Linked DNA regions of Homo sapiens: region 2 is linked to region 1. A link is an interaction called in ENCODE POLR2A ChIA-PET data of the cell type or tissue named here. Cell type or tissue: Panc1. All regions are shown on one strand.

What was found. Peaks named below come from ENCODE experiments on the same cell type or tissue, not always from the same donor. Only the 100,000 strongest peaks of a DNase experiment are listed, where the experiment ranks them.
Region 2: POLR2A ChIA-PET joins it to region 1 with 5 read pairs; 5 of 35 experiments call an interaction of 5 or more read pairs at or near these places.

What each region holds. Positions count from the first base shown.
Region 1 is chr17:44,543,419-44,551,418 of GRCh38, forward strand. No RefSeq gene overlaps it. Among named protein-coding and RNA genes, the nearest start is that of FZD2, 10 kb to the right of the region's middle. RefSeq lists an enhancer at 4,645-5,192. In Panc1, no CTCF peak of the experiment used is centred here; no DNase peak of the experiment used is centred here; H3K4me3 peaks cover 290 bases; H3K27ac peaks cover 6,093 bases.
Region 2 is chr17:44,467,290-44,475,289 of GRCh38, forward strand. GPATCH8 (G-patch domain containing 8) reads right to left here. Exons shown (of 8, transcript NM_001002909.4): 2 at 7,540-7,614. Among named protein-coding and RNA genes, the nearest start is that of GPATCH8, 32 kb to the right of the region's middle. In Panc1, no CTCF peak of the experiment used is centred here; no DNase peak of the experiment used is centred here.

The sequences.
Region 1 (8,000 bases):
CATCCACAAGGTAGGAACTGCCTCTCCTGGTTCCATCATTGGAGTCCCCCCCACAAGCTGCCCCAGCATTCAGGCTCCTCCCAAGGGGCCTGACAGGAGCTATGGAGAGCTGCGGCCCTGATCTCTTTCTTCACTTCTGAATGAGTCCATTTCTACCCTTTTGGGACCCTTAGAGATGTTTGGAAGAGTTTGGAGGAGGGGCACTAAGGTATGCACAACCAGATGCTTGCAGAGTGACTGGGTCAGCCCCAGCTTCAAAGAGGCTATATCAGTCTATCCCCAAAACTGAAGTCCCTTGTAGATTTTTTCTTTCTTTAACCAGTATTCACATATTTGTCCCTCTAGACTACCAACCCTTAGGCCTCGAGATTCCTCAAGGATTAATCAGTGATCCAGTCACGGGAGAAAGCAACCAACCCCCAGGGTCTTAGAAGTCTGACACCTGCCCCAACTCCCCAGCAAACTTCCTTCTCCAGCTGCCTCTGCCTGAGAGCAGGAAAAACCAACACTAAAGGCTTATATTGAGCATCCACTATGTGAAGTCACTTACCACTTCATCTTATCTTCCCCACCCTTCAAGAGAAGATTAGTGTCCCTATCTTATCGATGAAGAGTCAGAGCTTCAGAAAGGGAGAGTGACCTATCTCAGGGAATGCAGTGAGGAAGCAGAGCTGAATCCATTGAGTCCAAGTCCAGGACAGTGGTCTGCCTAGCATGCTGCCTCGTGACTAGGTCTGCCCTAGGTGCCTGTGTCCAGGCTCCCAGGCTGACCTCTGGCTAATATTCTGCTTCTGGGTTACAAAGCAGCATGTACCATCTGAGCTTCCTTTCCCAAAGCAACTGTCCCTACAAATCCAGTTTCTCTTTCAGTCCTCACTTCACAGGGAACAGGACAGACTTATTGTGCCCATTCTTCAGATGGAGAAACTGATACTCAGAGAAAAGATTCACTGAAGGTCAGAAAAGTATTAAGCACCAAGACCAGGACACGAGCATTCAGGTGTCCTACGTCCACTTCATGGGTTCTCACGATGATGTCAGATTTATTTGTCACTTCACCCCTTCTCAGATTGGAGATCAGAATAGATTTGTTTTTGTTTGTTTTGTTTTGAGACAGGATCTTGCTCTGGCACCCAGGCTGGAGTGCAGTGCTGCAATCACAGCTCGCTGCAGCTTCGACCTCCTGGGCTCAAGAGGTCCTCCTGCCTCAGCCTTCCCAGTAGCTGGGATTATGGGTGTACATTACCATGCTCAGCTAATTTTTTTTTTTTTGTAGAGACAGGGCATATTTGTAATTAAATGTGGCTTTGAGAAACTAGATACTTGTCAAAACTGGAGACTAGAAATCTGCGTCCTAGAAACCTTGCTCATTTTTCATCCTCAGAGCTGAGCTTCTCCCCTCCCTAAGTGTGGGTTTCAGAGGCAGGGCAGAATGTATGGAAAGGGAATTGGGCTCGCTGTCCAGGGCAGGATGCTTGTGTCTCTAGATTACCCAGCTCAGGGAGTTCTTCAGACCTTGCCCTATTTACAGAGAGCATTGATTCATTTAACAATTTTTTCTTGGGTGCCTATGATATGCAAGGCACTAAGGTATGCACAAAAACTAAGACACAGCCTCTGCCCTCAAGAGATTATCTTGTTGGGCTGTGGGGAGGCTGTAGTTAGACATATGTAGGTAACACATGCCACATGCTAAATGCCATAAGATAAACATCAACTCAGGGAAAGGACAGGGGTGGTATCAGGGAAGCACCACAGAGAAGGGGACTTCAAGGATTTACAGTGGTGGAATGGCTCTAGGTATTTTATCAAAAAAAGAGATTCAGGCCAGGTGCAGTGACTCATGCCTGTAATCCCAACAGTCTGGGAGGCCGAGGCAGGCAGATTGCTTGAGCTCAGGAGTTCCAGACCAGCCTGGGCAACATGGTGAAACCCCATCTCTACCCAAAATAGAAAAAATTAGCCAGGCATGTGTCTGTGCTCCTAGCTACTCAGGAGGCCAAGATGGGAGGATTGCTTGATCCTGGGAGGTCGAGGCTGCAGTGAGCCGAGATCGCATCACTGCACATTCCAGCCTGGGTGACAGAGTAAGACTCCGTCTCAAAAAAAAAAAAAAAGATGCAATACATATAGACGAAATTAAATTATGGCCCCACAAAATTAATATGTTAAAGCCCTAACCCTCAATGTGATTGTATTTGGAGATAGGGGTTTTAGGAGGTAATTAATGTTAAACGAGGTTGGAGGGTCCCCACCCCTAATCTGATAGGATTGGTGGCCTTATAAGGGGAACAGAGAGAAACCTCTCTCTCCCCACCTACACACACCAATGATAGGCCACATGAACACTGAGAAGGTGGCCATCTACAAGCCAGGAAGGAAGCCTTCGCCAGAATCCAACCATGCTGGCATCCCGATCTCAGACTTTCAGCTTCCAGAACTATGAGAAAATAAATTTCTGTCATTTAAGCTATCCAATCTGTAGTATTTTGTTATGGAGCCCAAGCAGACTAAAACAAGCAGGAAACTAGGTGTTTGTGAAACTTGGATGGCCTGGAGGAGTAGACTTTGTCACGAAGCCACAGAAATGACCCTCCAGTAGAAGCTGCTACCTCTGCCACTAGCAGGTAGGGGGATCAAGAGGCTACCATTGGGACCGGTTGCAGTGGCTCATGCCTGTAATCCCAGCACTTTGGGAGGCCAAAGCAGGCAGATCACTTGAGGTCAGGAGTTTGAGACCAGCCTGGCCAACGTGGCAAAACCCTGTCTCTACTAAACAAACAAAAATTAGCTGGGTGTGATGGTGCACACCTGTAATCCCAGCTACTCAGGAAGCTGAGGCCTGAGAATCGCTTGAGCCCGCGAGTGGGAAGTTGCAGTGAGCCAAGTTCACACCATTGTATTCCAGCCTGGGGGACAGAGTGAAACTCTATCAAAAAAAAAAAAAAAAAAAAAAAAGGCTTCCATTGTAATTAAGCCAAGGTAACTGCACCTAGGGATCACTAGAAATTGCCACTGCAGCAAGAACATGACCTCATTTCCCTTCCACCTTCCAAATCTCAAATAAGCGTATTTTGCATCCAGAGCTCTAGCTGCAAGGGAGGCTGAGAGGTGAGGTTTTTGGCTTCCAACCTCTGCAGTATAGGAAGGTGGTGGGAATGGTGGGAGGATCTCTTGAGCCCAGGAGTTTGAGGCTGCAGCGAGCTGTGATCGTGCCACTATACTTCAGCCTGGGTGACCGAACAAGACCTCATCTGGAAGAGAAAAAAAAAAAAAAAGTAACTAGGGCTCTGAAAGCTAATTGAATGGTCTGGAGGTTTGGAAAGCAGATAGCTTTAGAGTGAACGTACGAATCACTTGGGGATGGTATATTTGGATAAGTGGGCAGGGCCCAGGAATCTATATTCCTAACAGGCAAACCCCAGTTCCCATTTCCCCTCCTGCCATAATGGACTCAGCATGTGGACTGATGCATGTGGACTCAGCTTTCAGAAACTTTATCCCTGGGCAGGAGCTCTGATGGGGCAGTCCCAGACACTACAGTGAGCAGTGAAAGGTTAGATTTGAGCAGTGAAAGGTTAGCAGTGAGCAGAAAAGGCTAGATTTGTGCTGAATTAGTCCCTTTCTCTCCTAAGAGCTAGTCCTGAAAGTTGGATGCTGAACCCTGAAAAATGCTGCTGTGATGGAGGCTCAGGAGAAGGGGGGGGTCTGCCTAGAACCCAGGAGTCCAGGGATTTAAACTCACCACCCCACCAAGGAGGACTGGATGGAGTCAGCTGACAACATGAATAAGCATTTCCTGAAGTTATGACTCATTTTGTTCTGAATTTCTACCCTGGCCCCGGGGGTTTAGGACCTTCGGGATCCTATTTCTATTGCAGGGGTTTGGTTAGAGAGCCCCTTCAACCTTGAGGGGTTTAAGAATTGGACAGAGGAGAAGAAAAGTAAAACAGAGGGTACAAGAGAGGAAGGGAGGAGAAAGGTAGCACTTCCACCCAAAATGGCCTCAAGTCCCTACCAGAACCCAATGTCCTCCATAGCTCACATTGAATTTCAACACAAAATAGTCTATTACAATAGATGTTCCTTTTTCCTTCTCAGTCATTTTCTTTTCTTGGCTCTTACCAGGCAGCCTTGGACCCTAAGCCCCCCAGTTCTGAGGGGAAGGCCATAGATAAATGAAAAAGCCCTGGCCTTCTTCCTCTGTGCCCCCATCCCAGCCCCACATCTCAGGGAGGGGGTCGCCCCAAGCCAGAGCAGGGCTGAGTCTGCCTGGGCCAGGCTGCCTGGCCAATAGGCTTTCCTCCTTCCCAGGGGTATCCATTCTCCTACCCAGTTCCTGAGATGCTGGGCCCCCTTCAGCCGCATCTGCAGCCTGACTGAGCAGAGTCCCCCAGGCCTTCTTCCTCTAGGCTGGTCCTCCCAGGTTAAGAGCAGGCTTCCATGTTGGAAGGGGGTCCGTCCCCCCTTCCCCCAGTTATCACCACAAAGCAAAGTCCAGGGAAGGAGGGGGAGTGGGCAAGGGTGGGGGTAGTGGGAGAGCCAGGTCCTTGCTAGTAAATCAAAGTTGGTTTCCCAGATGGAGTTGCAGCCGCTTTGATTTCTCAAGTCACCCCCCTCCCCCTCTGCTGCCTCCCCTCACCCCCAGCTCCACAGTTTCAATTCCTCCCTGAAAAGCAGCAGGGCCTCCTTTCAAACCAGCCCAGCTCCTCCAACTCCCAACAACAGCTTCAGTTACAGGAAAGGGGAAGGGGAGGGGGTGAGGTGGCCCAGCCTAGAGAGAAAGGAGAGACATTCTGGGAGAAGCAAGAGGGAGAAGGAGGAGTAGAAAATGAGGAAGGGGGAAAAGAAAGAGCAGAGTGAGAAGATGGGAGGGGGGCAGCCAGGGTGGAAGAGTGGGGCTCTGCTGGAGCAGGAGGGGAGCTCCAGCTGGGAAGCCAACCTACCTTTTCCTCCCTCCCAAGGGAGCACCCCCACACCCATCACCCCAAGGACCCCTCCATAGCTACAGAGCTATGATTCAGGCTTCCCTATTCCTCTCCCCTTGGCATTAGGTTCTAGAAGGTTCTGGAAGACAAAATATCGAAACCGTTCATTCCTAGGGACATTTATTTCCTGTTCTAGAAGGCAGAGTCACCCAAGAACCTCACTAGCCAAACCTAGCACTGGCTTTCTAGATCCTGTTTCCCCATTTGGCTCTGAGCAGCCCACACCTTGGTCTTGCTCAGCCCAGGCTTGGGCCAATGAAGGCCCTTAATTAATAGATCATCTGTTACATCTGTTTAATCCTTTTATGGCCCATTTTGCCTGCCAGAGACCTTGAAGAAAGACATTGGAGAGATAAAGGGGTAACAGCTATGCTCTGCTAAGTCTCCTTCCTCCTCTGCCCCAAAGCCAGGGGCAGCCTTGGAACTTGGCAGGGGTGGGGCAGGGTGCACTGAAGGAACCTACAAGTTGTCAGGAATTGGAATTCCAGGAGTCCTAGGTCTCCTGATTATTTGGTGGCCCATTTCTTTATTTCCTTCTTCCTTCCTTCCTTCCTTCCTTCCTTCCTTCCTTCCTTCCTTCCCTCCCTTCCTTCCTTTCTCTTTCTCCCTCTTTCTCTTTCTCCTCTCTCTCTGTCTCTCTTACTTTTATTTCTCTCTCCTTCTCTTTTTTTCTTTCTTTTTGAGATAGTGTCTCACTCCCGTTGCCCAGGCCAGAGTGCAGTGGCAGGATCACAGCTCACTGCAGCCTCCACTCAGGTGATCCTTCCACTTCAGCCTCCTGAGTAGCTGGGACCATAGGCATGCACCACCACACCAGGCTATTTTTATTTTTAAGATTTTTAAATTTTTAGTAGAGACAGTTTTGTCATGTTGCCTAGGCTGGTCTCCAACTCCTAGGCTCCAGTGATTCACCAGCCTCATCTTTCCAAAGTGCTGGGATTACTACTGTGCCCGGTCTGTGGCCCATTTCTAAGGGTCATTTCCCTGAGATCTAAATGGAGGATGGAGTGCAGGGAGAAGGAATTTGATACCTCACCTGAAGGTGGATTCAAGGTCTTGATGGACAGGTTCAGGGAGAGAGGAGGAAAGGTGAATTCACCTAAAGCAGAGGCATATTGTGTGGGTCAGGGGAGAGGGGAGCCAAGGAGACTGATTCTCTGAATGCTCAGACCTGTTTTCCACAAAGTATCTAGGACCCACCCCGTTTAGAGCAGAACATTTTTGCTTAGAGAATAAAACCATTGAGGCTCCTAAAGTATCTGAAATTAAGTCCTCCTCCTTGATCTCTGTCTCCTAAACAGATACACATAGCCCTTCCCTCTTTAGGGTGGAGGGACCTCAGTGCTTTGAAAAGGAAAGAACACTGACCCAGAATTGAGGAAACAAAGAGGGGACCTGTCCTCTGGCAGGCTCATTGGAGCAGGGGGAATTCCCTCGGGAGTCACCATACCAGGCATTGTCCCTTAGATTAGCCCTCAAGGACAGAGGGGACAGCTTCTCTGGAAAGCAAGGGCTCTAGAGGAAAACGTGCAAGGAGACCTGGACATGTGTGATTACCTAAACTGTGACGGGGGAAGGTGAAAGGCCAGAGACAGGAGGATATTTTGCGGGGAGTGGGAGCCCTAGGCAATCTCCCCAGGTTTCCTTAGCGGGGAGAAGTTCTCCGTGCTCTCCTCTCCTGAGCATGCCTGTGTGTGTTGGATGTTGCTGACTGTCATTTCACTTATCTGTGACACACAAGTCTTTCATCTTGTTTGGGTGGCATGAAGCAAGGAGAGTTTCAATGATCCAAGCATCATATTCTCACAGCCTCCTACATCTGGCTCAAGGGTAAAATCAATAAATTGTTTTATGATCCCTTTCTACTGATGAAAAAGCTGCAGCTAAGGAAGGGATGGTGACTTGCCTAAGCTACTGGGCCAGTGGGGCTGGAGCCAGGCCTGCAGCCCAGACATTTGGAGCCCCAGACCAGGTTTCTTTCCACTCCAACAGCTATTTTCTCTGCTCTCCTGTTAGGTTGAGATTTCTGCTCCTGCCAAGCCCATCCTACAGAACGGGGGAATGGACCCTGCAGCAGATTTACAGTAGGTACCCAACAATTATCCCAGATATCAGATTTGGTTTTTTTTTTGTTTGTTTGTTTTTTGAGATGGGTTCTCACTCTGTTGTCCAGGCTGGAGTGCGGTGGGGTGATCACAGCTTATGCAGCCTCAAACTTCTGGGCTCAAGTGATCCACCCGCTTCAGCCTCCTGAGTAGCTGCGACTACAGGTGCATGCTACCACACCAGACTAATTTTAAAATTTTCTGTAGAGATAGGGCCTGGCTATCTTGCCTAGGCTGGCTCAAGCAATTCTCCCACCTTAGCCTCCTAAAGTGCTAGGATTACAGGTGTGAACCACTCCACCTGGTCCTAGATGTCAGATTTGTAAGCAGACACGATTAACAGTGGTACTTCGGGGTTTGGGGGAGAAGTGGCACTTCTGTGCACTGGGGACACCTAGGCTCCCAGCCCACAGCAGAAGCCCAAGACTAAAGAGAAATGTTCCTTAGGGAGCGATAGCAGAATGTGGCCCCCTAGACTGTAGGCTCCCTGAAGCTGGAGGCTGAGTCTCTGCAGACTATCTGCTTTGCATGTAGTAGATGCTCAATAATTTATTGGATAAAATAATAGCTACTATTACCAAGCTTTTAGTCTAGCACCAGGTCATAGTGAGTGTCATATGCTGTCTCATTTAATTCTCACAACTGAAATAAGAAAAATAAAAATTCTGGGCCAGGTGCGGTGGCTCACACCTGTTATCCCAGCACTTTGGGAGGCTGAGGTGGGCAGATCACTTGAGGTCAGGAGTTCAAGACCAACCTGGCCAACATGGTGAAACCCTGTCTCTACTGAAAATACAAAAATTAGCCGGGCATGGTGGCTTACGCCTGTAATCCTAGCACTTTGGGAGGCTGAGGCGGGCGGATCACGAGGTCAGGAGATCGAGACCATCCTGGCTAACATGGTGAA
Region 2 (8,000 bases), 76 kb before region 1:
TTGTGACTGACAACAGTGAAAGGAAAAGCAAATGTTAAAGGGAGAGGGAGAAAAAAAAGAAAAAATTAAGGTTATACACATTAGCACCACTTTTACAAAACCACTCAAGAGGATGGCTGTCACCTTCTCAGAAAAAAATCATTGATAGAAAATGGTAGTGGCATTTCTCTTCTAAAACTTTAGGTTAAAACTGTTCTTTAATTAAATCCACTTTCTCAGGGACTATAATAAAATATTTAACTTGCCACTCTAAGTCCTTCCAATCATAACAAAGGCAATAGAAACAATAGACACATCTCCCAGAATCTCTCCTCCCCTCACCAACCTCCTAGGGTAAATGAATGACCAACACAGAAAAACTGGACCTTTCCTATCATTTCAAACTACCTGCTTTTGGAGGAAAAAAGGCAGCTCTGTGACTCTGCAGGAAGGGCTAGTATTCAGTATGGTCTCCCTTCCTATCAGTAAAAGAAAAAAAGGTTTTATAAACACTCGTCAAAAATCCAATAGGCTTAAGGATGACGGCTAACACAAGGAGGCACACCAAAATAATTTATAACAAAGTAAAACAAACCAGACTTGTCTACCTCTGAAATGATCAAAACTATCTCTGTGAAAGAACAAGAAACTCAATAACCAGTCTTTGGGAAACAAGCAATCTATTCTCTCTGTTAACGACTGTAATTTTTGCAAATTATTCCAATTATTCCAGGATTTTTTTTTTTTTTTTGAGACGGAGTCTCACTCTGTAGCTCAGGCTGGAGTGTAACGGCAATCTCAGCTCACTACAATCTCCACCTCCTGAGTAGCTGGGACTACAGACACGCACCACCACATCCAGCCAATTTTTTTTTTGTATTTTTAGTAGAGACAGGGTTTCACCACGTTGGCCAGGCTGGTCTCAAACTCCTGACCTCAAGTGATCCGCCTGCCTTGGCTTCCCCAAGTGTTGAGATTACAGGCATAAGCCACCACGACTGGTCCATGGATGCTATTTACAACACCAAGTTGGCACAAGTAGCTTACGGCTCAAACAGGTAATCTAGACAGAACAAGGGCAATGAACATTAAATTTCTTTGTTCCTTTTTTTTTTTTTTTTTTTTTTTTTTTTTTGTGAGACAGGGTCTCGCTCTGCCACCCAGGCTGGGGTGCAGTAGCACAGTCACAGCTCACCGCATCCTTGACCTGCAAGGCTCAAGTGATCCTCCCATCTCAGCCTCCCAAAGTGCTGGGATTACAGGTGTGAGCCACCATGCCCAGCCAATTTATTTCCAAAGTAGTAATTATTTTTAAAAATAATTTTAAAAAAAAGTAACTCTACTTAATTTCAGTTACTATAATAATGACTAAAAATCTTTTGGTTTTTGTTTTTTAAATATATAATTTGGGGTTTAATTATAATCTCATAGAACCAAAAATAAATTACAGAAATTTTTTTCATTTTAAAAACTCTGGTTAACAACAAAGATACATGATAGAGGTAGGCTGCTTATAATTTTTTTCTTCTAAAGTCAACTTGATATAATTTAAATGTACATTTAAGAACTGCAAAGAAATCCTAACTTTAATAAATAAGGCAAAGCTTATTTATTATGTAGAAAAGCTGGTTTTCTACATAATTCAGAGTTCTCACAAACCACCTATTTGTTTTCTCTCTCTGCTCAAGACCCCAAAATGGTGGCTGTGCGGCCTGTTCTTTGGTTGGAAATGAAGTTCTTCTTCTAATTCTGGTTAAACCATGTAGCTAAACTGAAAACAAACTTTTTCACCTAGATTACCTCAGTTGGCCTTTTTTTCTCCCCCTATTTCTACACATAAATATATCATTAAAATGCTAATTTTTATCATTTGTTCTTCTCTAATAAACACGTGAGAAAAGGAATATAATTTTTAAGCGGGAAGATCTTTGACAACAAGAAGTCTGTATTATAAACTACCAATATGCTGAAAACACAATACCAGCAATGTAAAAATACTTCATTATTAACTGTTTCAGCCATTCCTCAACATTTTATTAATTAAATACCAAGTAGAAACTTTCTGCTCCATGAAGCTGTATGCCACCATAGTAACAATGATCATTTTGGTAACAGCACCACCAATACACATGTATGACGGGAGCCTGCCAAAACACAGGAAAAAATTTACTTTATTGTATGAAGCTGGCTGTAAGTTTTTACAGTAGGAAACGGCCTATTATGTCTCAAGAGAAAACCATGCTACAGGTATGTCCATGACTGGATGAATACTAATTCTATACTGAATTTTGTTTTAGTTGACAGCCACATTCAATTTACATCATTTAGCCCATTTTCAACAGTGACAAAATAGTAAGTCTCTTGAGTGGATTGTAAGCTTTGCTGATTGTGTATTAAAGACTATAAGCAAGAACCAATGCTACTAGGTGAACCCATGCAAACAAGTTGTAAAAATTCCCGAAACAAAAAAACTCTATAGCTCACTACAGATGACACAATGAAGACTAGAGAGAAAAGCCATATAGTAATGCTACACCATTCAGCTCCAAGAAGCACATTATTTCTAGTGCAGTCCACATATGGTCACTGCTAAATGTCAAATCAGCAGTCTTATAAAGAATTACAGTTTGGAACTAGTGGAGTCCACAGATCTAGACAGATATGCAACATCACAAAACCCAATTATACATATACTTCCAAATCCTTAAGATGCGCAAACTAAACATCAGCAACTGGAGTTTGAAGCTTACACTACATTTTTAAACCTATTAGGTCATCCTGACAACCATAAAGAAAGAATTTTAATCAGTCAGGTAGAGCAAGGACCGACTAGCGGCTGATGGGTAGTTGCACTTCCAACCACAACAGTAACAACATGTTTTAAGTCTATGATGCATGCATTCTGCCTTCTATATAGCTTAAAGTCATTCTCCCATCTGATCCCTCATCTTTTTTTGTTTGTTTGTTTTTGGAGATCGAGTCTCGCTCTGTCACCCAGGCTGGAGTGCAGTGGCACGATCTTGGGTTCAAGCGATTCTCCTGCCTCAGCCTCCTGAGTAGCTGGGACTACAGGCGTGTGCCACCACACCCGGCTAAGTTTTGTATTTTTAGTAGACATGGGGTTTCACCGTGTTAGCCAGAATGGTCTATCTCCTGACCCTGTGATCCACCCACCTCGGCCTCCCAAAGTGCTGGGATTATAGGTGTGAGCCACTGCACCCAGCGCTTTTTTTTTTTTTTTTTTTTGAGACGGAGTCTCGCTCTGTCACCCAGGCTGGAGTACAGTGGCGTGATCTCGACTCACTGCAACCTCTGCCTCCCAGGTTCAAGCAATCCTCCTGCCTCAGCCTCCTGAGTAGCTGGGTAATCCCAGCACATGCACAGGCATGTGCCACCACGTCTGGCTACTTTTTGTATTTTTAGTAGAGACAGGGTTTCACCATGTTGGTCAGGCTGTTCTCGAACTCCTGACCTCGTCATCTGCCCGCCTCAGCATCCCAAAGTGCTGGGATTACAGGCGTGAGCCCCTGCGCCCAATTCCTCATCTTCTAACTATGATAAAGGTCATAAAGGACCGTGTATCCTAAAAAACACCAATTAATTCTTCTGTGATTGAATCCTAGACGGAGCTATGGCTTTAGATCAAGCTTTGTTTTGTAAATATTTTGTCTTTAAGTAAGTGGAGGTTATAATTATAACATTTGAGACCTAAATATCTCATAAAGCAATAACAATTTTTAAAATTCAAATTCAAAGCTTCTCGTAATAGGGATAAAATGTTCACACTTTTCAACTTGTTTTTAATAGAGATAATCAAGTTGTTTAGCAATTCTCATATAATTTTCTTAAAAAGATATTTCATTCTTGAGGAAAAATCTCATTGAAAGATATCTGGTTGGTTGAAGCAAATAAGGGAAAATTAAACTTCAAAAAATATTATTAAATGCTTTACAAATACTGGATTTTGATATATTTTCAACATTTACCTAATAAAATTGAAATACCAATATCTCACTAACAAATCTAAGCTTCGGAAGTTCACTAAAAGCATAATACATTATTGCATCTTCATGTCTCATTTCCCATCTTGCTGGTTTGCATCAAATTTAGCCTACTACAAAATAAAAAGACCTTAATCCTATACTCACAATAACCCTTCACACAGGCATATTCTTGGCACAAACCTGTGCAGAGACCTCCACGGTTACCAGCTGCTGCAGATTACCTTTGGTTAAAAAAAAATGACTAGACCTTTAGCTCCTGCAATGATCTGTAGACTCCCAAAGCTGCATATTTTCAGCCACTTTTGAGTTGCATGCTGTAGCAAAACAGTCAGCACCTCTCAATAGATATTGCTGCAGAGAAAGATTTTAATTCAGCACTCTTTCTGTGTTAGAAGTAACACCATTTTCCCCTAAAAACAAAACAGCTTAATATAGCCAGCCAGCCATGTAATTAAATATTTACTTATTATTTAGTGGGCATTCCTCAGGTGATAAGGGACTTCTTTTGTTTGGTGGGAGGGAGGGAACACTACCTACTTTGATGCCAATCACTGTAGGAGTTTCTCTTAAAACTTAAAATTTTCTGTGACCAAAAAAAGTAAAAAAAAAAAAAAAAAGTTGAAAAAAGAGAAAAACACTTAAAATTTTACTCACAAATGATCAGGCAACAGAAATAAGATCCCTCTTATCTTGTGTGTCAATACTTCTTTTTTTTTTTCTTATTTTTTCTTGCATCTTTGTTTATTCTCCCAGATCCTGTGCCCTACTTCTACCTAATACAATGTAGGCCATGAAGTTCTCTCCTACAACCTAAACTATCTCATCACAAATAATGCATATATTTATCTTTCAGAAGTAAATTTTCATTAGAAGTGTAATTACTAATATACATTTCTGAACATTCATTTATTTAAAAAAATTAAATATCCAGCCTGAGTACTATATACTATTTGCTATTTTAAGTGAAGAAGGTAGCACTACTTAATAAATAAGGCATATTATCAATTCTACTCCCACTGAATGAGATTATTCAACAATGATTACTCAATTAGACTGCCTTCTGATACTGTTCTCGCTATATGTGGCAGAAAAAGTCCTGGACATTATGAGAGGTAAAATAGCATTAGCCTCATGTGCCATAGGAATGAAATTTCCAAAAATATTTCAGTGTAGCCCTCTAGGCTTAAAATATGTTAAATATCATTTAATTTAGTGGTTTAAAAAATATTTGTTAAGTATCGTAATAATGAATACTAGGTTGCAAATTTCATCTAAATTTACTGCTACTGTTGAGTATCCACAGAATTATAGCTTGTGTAAGACAATTAACCAACCATGCACCTTGTAGAATGTGGTACTGGGGAGCTGATTCTGACAGCTCTGTCTTAAACTTAGACCCTCCTGGTTTTTTTTGTTTTTGTTTTTTTATTTGTTTGTTTTTGAGATGGAGTCTCGCTCTGTCACCCAGGCTAGAGTGCAGTGGCACAATCTCGGCTCACTGCAATCTCCGCCTCCCAGGTTCAAGCCATTCTCCTGCATCAGCCTCCCGAGTAGCTGGGACTACAGGTGCCTACCACTGCGCCCGGCTAATTTTTGTATTTTTAGTAGAGACAGGGTTTCACCATCTTGGCCAGGCTGGTCTCGAACTCCTGACCTCGTGATCCACCTGTCTCGGCCTCCCAAAGTGCTGGGATTACAGGCTTGAGCCACCGCACCCGGCCAGACCCTCCAGTTTTGTAAATTGAAATGGAAAAATTAAATTAGTTTGCAAATACAAGATACTGTCTAGCCTACAGATTTCATTACAAAATTCTGCCTTGTCATAATCCCCAAAATAATTCAGAACAAGGCACAAACCAGTGATTTTTTTTTTTTTTTTTGAGACAGAGTCTCGCTCTGTTGCCCAGGCTGGAGTGCAGAGGCACGATCTTGGCTCACTGCAAGCTCTGCCTCCCGGGTTCATGCCATTCTCCCGCCTCAGCCTCCCGAGTAGCTGGGACTACAGGCGCCTGCCACCATGCCCGGCTAATTTTTTACATTTTTTGTAGAGATGGGGTTTCACCGTGTTAGCCAGGATGGTCTCGATCTCCTGACCTCGTGATCCACCCACCTCGGCCTCCCAAAGTGCTGGGATTACAGGCGTTGAGCCACTGTGCCCGGCCTAAAATCAGTGATTTTTAACTTAGCAAAGTGGGCTTGGCATTTTATCCTTATGTCAAAACACAAGACTAGGCTTTCAGTGAAATATCAGATGAGAATTCTCCCTCTGCAGCATTATCACATGCGTCATCAATTACTGCCATGCCTAAGTCTAGCATCATGCCAGCACATTAAGACAGAAGGTACTATATGCAGTGTTCACTGGACCAGAAAGACAGAAATAAGAAAGGGAGGTGGGGAGAAAGAAACCCTAGAGAAGAAATTAAAAAAAGGCAGACCGTGCAATACAAACCAGATCATGGCTGCTTAGCTAATATGGGCCAACTGCTGTGGAAGAAAAATGTCGAACACCCCAAGTTGTGTAAATTTCTGTAAACATCTAAACACACATACAAACACACACAACACCAACCTAATTAGGAACATAAATATATGTTGATCCTTTACTATGTTGCAGTTTTGAAAATAAAAGCTAAAGTTAAAATATCCGTATTCTCTAAATTGCCTTCTTATTTTCCTGAGGAAGAAGCTAGTGTTTCTTAAGGGGAAGTGGGGGGCTTGTCATGATGGTTATAAAGATTAAGATTCCCTTTTTGACTTTTTTTCCCCACTCAAGTTTTACCAATAACTCACCGAAATCCTTATTAAATATGTACACTTAAGCACAAATAGTAACTGCTGACAATAATGACAAGTTTAGACATTTTAACAATAGACTGTGTTATTTAAAAATAACGGGTTTTTCAAAGTGAAAATAATGTTCAAAAATTAAGAAGTTTTTTTAAAACTAAGAGCCAGGTAAATAAATCTCCTTGTTCTATTGCTTGATATCATCAGTGTCCAAAACTAAGCAGTGTGAAAAGATAGAAATAATCAGCTTTTGACAAAAACCACATTTCTTAAGCTACAGAGACCAAACTTGCCATGTTTCACAACAGTCTGGTAAATAAAACATATTACTCCTTAAATGTTTTTAATATAACATTTAAAAAAAAATTTCCATACATATTCTACTTATGTAGGAACATTTCATACATAATTATATTGCCCAAGAAAGGTGAAGCTATAAAGGATCAAAATACATTTTACTCCTTTATTCAATTCACAAAATGCTAAACTTTAACTTGCTACCTTCAACAAAGTATCGGTATGGGCCAAAAAGATATTTTTCCATTGAAATTCTAATGTGTTTCTAGATTTTTTTGGACTGATTTCCCAACATATTAAATATTAGATTACATCCCAAGCTTTAATTGATTACTGTATGGCATGCAAGAAAACAACTCTAAACTGTACTATTGGTTATTAATAAGTTTAACTTCACTCACATCAAGTGTCACACGAACACTACCTAACTAACTAGCTAAGACCCGAAATTAAGCACTGATTATCTTACCGATTCTATAGGCTTGTCAAGTGACGCTTGTTCAATTTCCAAGTGTCCTTCCTCATACTGATCAAAGTGATTACCCTGAAAAAAGATGATTACAGTTATTTTTCAAAAGCAGTTAAGTGTCAAATCTATTAACAGCTTAACCAAACTAAGGATTATTTTTAACTTTTCTTTTTTTTTTTTAACCTAAAAGGACACTGCAATCGTTCATTTTCAGTACACAATCAAAACCACACCACAAATTCCAACTTTTTAAAAATTTATAAAAATGGGTCAGGCGTGGTGGCTCACGCCTGTAATCCCAGCACTTCAGGAGGCTGAGGCAGGTGGATCACCTGAGGTCAGGAATTCGAGACCAGCCTGGCCAAAATAATGAAACTCCATCTCCACTAAAATTACAAAAAATTAGCTGGCTGTGGTGGTGTGCACCTGTAGTCCCAGCTACTCAGGAGGCTGAGGCAGGA